Linked DNA regions of Homo sapiens: region 2 is linked to region 1. A link is a loop called in an ENCODE intact Hi-C map of the cell type or tissue named here. Cell type or tissue: PC-9. All regions are shown on one strand.

What was found. Hi-C counts contacts between places; a loop is a spot of excess contacts. Peaks named below come from ENCODE experiments on the same cell type or tissue, not always from the same donor. Only the 100,000 strongest peaks of a DNase experiment are listed, where the experiment ranks them.
Region 2: it touches region 1 in a loop (3.0-fold over the local background); 19 of 110 quality-filtered maps call a loop at or near these places.

What each region holds. Positions count from the first base shown.
Region 1 is chr14:102,027,632-102,030,131 of GRCh38, reverse strand. It overlaps DYNC1H1 (dynein cytoplasmic 1 heavy chain 1), which reads right to left. Exons shown (of 78, transcript NM_001376.5): 47 at 2,299-2,500; 48 at 1,991-2,195; 49 at 420-593; 50 at 194-313. Among named protein-coding and RNA genes, the nearest start is that of HSP90AA1, 58 kb to the left of the region's middle. RefSeq lists an enhancer at 1,611-2,500. In PC-9, CTCF peaks have their summits at 1,003 and 1,268; DNase peaks (open chromatin) are centred at 1,191 and 2,041; H3K4me3 peaks cover 1,157 bases; H3K27ac peaks cover 2,500 bases.
Region 2 is chr14:101,971,301-101,973,800 of GRCh38, reverse strand. The region is part of intron 1 of DYNC1H1 (dynein cytoplasmic 1 heavy chain 1); the gene reads right to left. Among named protein-coding and RNA genes, the nearest start is that of DYNC1H1, 8.0 kb to the right of the region's middle. In PC-9, no CTCF peak of the experiment used is centred here; a DNase peak (open chromatin) is centred at 1,210; H3K4me3 peaks cover 1,876 bases; H3K27ac peaks cover 2,500 bases.

The sequences.
Region 1 (2,500 bases):
TAAGCATTGGTTAATTTGCTGACTAAATTCTAAACAACATTCTTCACTCTGCCAACACACACACACACACACACTCTCTCTCCCTCCCTCCCTCTCTCTAACCCTAAGACCCATTTGGAACTACATTTCCTACTCTCTCATTGGAGACTGAAAATGCTCAGTCCTTACAGGCCAGAATTCCCTGACACCATACCTTCTTCTTTTCAGCCTCCTGCTGGTCTTTCACCATCTTTTTCAGCTTGTCATTGGCTGCTGCATTCTTCACCTCCAGCTCTTGGCTCTTTATCCTCAAGTCACGACGCAGTTCTTCTACCTAAAGAGCAAAGCCCACACTCAGAGACGAGAAACATGCAGAAATTATATGGAAAGGGGTCCTCACTGCAGCTCACTCCCGTGAGGAATTTGTGCCTGTGACGCACCTGGTCGACTGTCTCTTTGATCTTCCTGAGCCCCACGTTCAAGTGCATCTGCTGCTCCTCCAGCTCGCTCCGCTTCTCGTGGAACAGGTTGGCATAGTGATTGATGAAGTCCAGGTAGTGGCGAGGGGTGATGGCCATCGTTCTGCCGCCTCGCTTTGCTAGCCGAGCATTCGCCTTTCAGAAAATAGTTACATCTTCTCACTCTTCAGGAAACTCTGTGACTTAACCTCAGAAAACAATTTTGGCCTTGGCAGATGGGTGTGACATGATAGAAGGAGCCTGGCCCTCGGGGCCAGAACACTCGAGTCGGGCCTCAGCTTAGCCACTTAGAGCTTTCGAGATACCCCTTACACTTCCAAACCTCTCTAAGCCCTTTAACTTCTCTAAACTGAGGATGGTGATTACACCAACTTTAGAGGTGTACTTATGTGAAAAGGCATCACAAATGTCAGTTACTATAGAAAGGTTAGCTAGCCTGCTTCCACCTTTTATTAGTAAGAAATGACAAGAAAGGGGCAAGGCAGGCCTGATGTGAGAAACTGCTCTGGTCCCTTGATTTCTGAAGCACAGCAAGATGATCAGACTACCAGGGGAAGCCAGGGCTGGACGACATTCCAAGGGCAATGGAGATGGCCTGCAGGGGCTGGGCAGCAGGACACCTACAAGCTCAGAGTGGATTTCACAAAGCTCTTCTGGGAGGGAGGAGTAGACTGAATTCTTCTATCACACAGAATCTACAGCAAGGATTAGCAAAACATGGTTAGCAGGCCAAGCCTTGCATTTTTCAGTAATGAGGTTTTACTGGCCACAGCCACACCCATTCATTTATATATGGTCTCTGGAGGCTTTTGCCCTACAATGGCAGCACTGAGTAGCTGTGCCCGAGACTACTCCACCTGTAAAGGTTAAAACATTTATGATCTGGCTCTTTAAAGAGAAAGCGTGCTGATTCCTGATCTAGAGGAAAGAGTAAGGGCCTGAACATACAGCAGCAGTGGGAGACAAAGGCAAAGGAGATCATTTTATCAGAGGCAGAGTCAGTGGGGGCACTAAAGTGTTAGACGGCTCCAGAATTTACAGCCCAGTGACAAGAATGAGATGTTACTAAAGAGGTAAGAGGTAAGAAACAAGTATTTCCTTTACAAATAACAGTACAATGTCAAACATGAAGTGCCCTAAGGTCTATTTATGTTGTTTTGAGTCTGGGTCTTGCTCTGTTGCCCAGGCTGGATTGCAGTGCCGTGATCTCAGCTCAATATAACCTCTGCCTCCTGGGCTTAAGTGATCCTCCCACCTCAGCTTCCTGAGTAGCTGGGACTATAGGTGCCCACCACCATGCCCGGCTAATTTTCTTTGTATTTTTTGTAGAGATGGGGTCTCGCCATGTTGCCCAGGCTGGTCTTGAACTCCTGGGTTCAAGTGATCCTCCCGCCTTGGCCTCCCAAAGTGCTGGGATTACAGGCATGAGTCACTGCACCTGGCCTTAAGGTCTATTTTTATAGCAATTTAGTTTTATATTAGCATGATGGTTAGTTTTGTGGTTTATCTGTTGATCTCAAAACTGAACCCACCTGGTGAAGAGTCTGATGAACAAACACACAGCTGTTCACAATGGCTTCCCGATGGGATGGTGGCTGCGGCAGCTTATCATACACAACTGGCATGTAATCAGGCACGATGTAATTTGGCTTCTCCAGATCCATCTTACTTGTGAATTCTTTGCCAACCTGATACAGTGCTTCGGTGGACCAGTCTCCAAACCAATTCAACACACACCTGAGAAAGAGGCCCATGTTTCAGGACAGCTATGAGGGGCAGGCTTTGTCCCTTGGAAGGACACCGACTTTCCTGACCCAGAGCCAAGTAAAGGCCCACGTACCTGTTGAAAAGTGCTGGTGATGTAGCTGCCCGGTCCTTGAGTCCCTCCGAGGACGGGTTCATGGTGAACACGACGTGGAGGTTGCGGATAACCTGGCTAGTGAACCACTTGTAGAGCTCCTCGTGCGAGTCCAGCATCAGGCCTTCCTTCTGTGCCCCCTCTTTGCACTGCGTCATCAAGGTGGCATACTCGTCTCCTTCAA
Region 2 (2,500 bases), 56 kb after region 1:
ACAATGTCTTGCTCTGCCGCCCAGGCTGGAACGCAGTGGCTTCATCACACCTCACTGTAGTCTTGATCTTCTGGGTTCAAGAGATCCTCCTGCCTCAGCCTCCCAAAGAGCTGGGACCCCACGCTCATGCCACCACCTTCAGTGGATTTTTAAAACATTTTTTAGAGATGGGGTCTCTCTATGTTGCTCAGGCTGGTGTCAAACTCCTGGGGCTCAAGAGATCCTCATGCCTCGGCCTGGCACTACAGGCATGAGTCATTGCGCCCAACCCCTGCTTCCTTAGTTTTAAGATGAGACAAATACAAAATTCACACTAAAGAGTATAAAATATTAGTCTATCTGGCCAGGCGCGGTGGCTCATGCCTGTAATCTCAGCACTTTGGGAGGCCGAGGCGGGCAGATCACTTCAAGTCAGGAGTTCAATACCAGCCTGGCCAACATGGTGAAACCCTATACCTACTAAAAATTAAAAAAATTAGCTGGGTGTGGTGGTTGGCACCTGTAATTTCAGTTATTTGGGAGGTTGGGGTAAGAGAATTGCTTCAACCTGGGAGGTGGAGGTTGCAGTGAGCTGAGATTGATCTCAAAAAAAAAAAAAAAATTAGTGTATCTATCGAGAGACAATAATTCTTCCAAATTATTGTTTTGGGTATATTTGGATATAATTTTAGGAAGAGGAAGGAGTAGGCGGCAGAACATTCTAGTATGCCAGATACTTGCTATTTTTTAAAACGACTATTAAAAAAACTAAAGAAAGCAACCAATTTTTCTAACCACTCAAATGTAGCTAGACCACAAGAGAAATCACACTGCCTGAAAGCAGCCACACACGATTACAACCTGTAAAATGTAAGCATAGAGAATAAAGAACTATCTCCAAACTGAAACAGCTGTCAAAGTACTGCGATGATTTTCTCCCTCAATTTTCTGAATTTTCCATATTGTTCTACCATTTATATAAAATATGCCATCAAAATAACACCGAAACAATATACAGAAAATAAAATTAACATTCTATAATGATCAAAGGAAATCACTGACGCAACTAAAAATATGGCTTGTTAACTCTGAATCATTTCTACCCCCCATAAAGAGTCATCATTGATACAAATAAAATCACACAGAAATTGCGCAGTCCGGACACAGCATATGAGCATGTGGCCTACACTTCCTAATGCAAACCGGGTTAGGGGAACTAGGTGCCATTCCAAGAGATGAGTCACCGCTGTGTGGTGAGCGCTCCAGCTCTGCCCTGGGAATACTGCAATGCAGTAGAATGCTGCTTCAGCTCAGGAAGGCACACCCAATGACATAATCCTCAAACAACGATAATGCAAATAGATATTCCCTGCTGCTTTGCTAAATTCTAACTTCTCTTGATAATAACTTATGGAAGTCACTACGAACCAGTCACAGAAAACATCTTGGACTAGTCTTTCTGTGCATATTCCCTATAAAGACACGGATCAAACACAGTTGAGTATGTCTGACTCCCATTTACAGTCACACAATTTAGGACACTGTTTCAAAAACTGCCATCAAATAATAATCTGACATTCTACTTTTCTTTCTTTTTTTTTTTTTTAAATAGTTGTCCAGAGGAGGAAGGACACTTGATTATTAATTCTTAATAACAAAGAGGCTATTAGCCCTGTTATATTTATAAGCTTACTACAAACACAATCTGCACGTTTGATTAAGTAATACCACTTTCAGTAAAATTTGAATCCATTTCCTTATGCTTGGCAAAGTTACTAGTTAATACAAAGTTACTGTTAAAATGTAACAGACCAATACTGTACTATATGTCCATGCATTCAAAGAATCAAAGTACTGGGCCTGCTTCATGAGTTCCTTCCCTGCAAGCTATACTGACACACATTACAACAACTTGTGAACACTTCCTTGGTTAACTTTTGAGAGTTTATTGAATTTCTAGAGATGTTCAAAATGGCATTTAGCACTAACGTGTGTATACTTTTATTCAAAGACTAGTTTAATGTATTTCAAACTACTAGTAATTTGTATCATTAAACTATGAATTAGGTAAGCATTACATCTGTTTTATTTTTTTTGAGACAGGATCTCACTCTGTCACCCAGGCTGGAGTGCAGTGGTGCAATCACAGCTCATTGCAGCCTTGACCTCTCTGGGCTCAAGTGATTCTCCTACCTCAGCCTCCTGAGTAGCTGGGATACAGTTGTGCATCACCATGCCTGGCTAACTTTTGTATTTTTGTAGAGACAAGGTTTCTCCATGTTGCCCAGGCTGGTCTTGAACTCCTGAGCTCAAGTGATCTGCCTGCCTCAGCCTCCCAAAGTGTTGGGATTACAGGCGTGAGCCACTGCACCCAGCCAGCATTATGGCTTGTTTAATGGAATACAAAAACTATGCAATTTCAATTACCTTAAAAACTATACCACCCTCGACTGGGCCCAGTGGCTCATGCCTGTAATCCCAGTACTTTGAGGGGCCAAGGTGGGTGGATCACTCGAGCTCA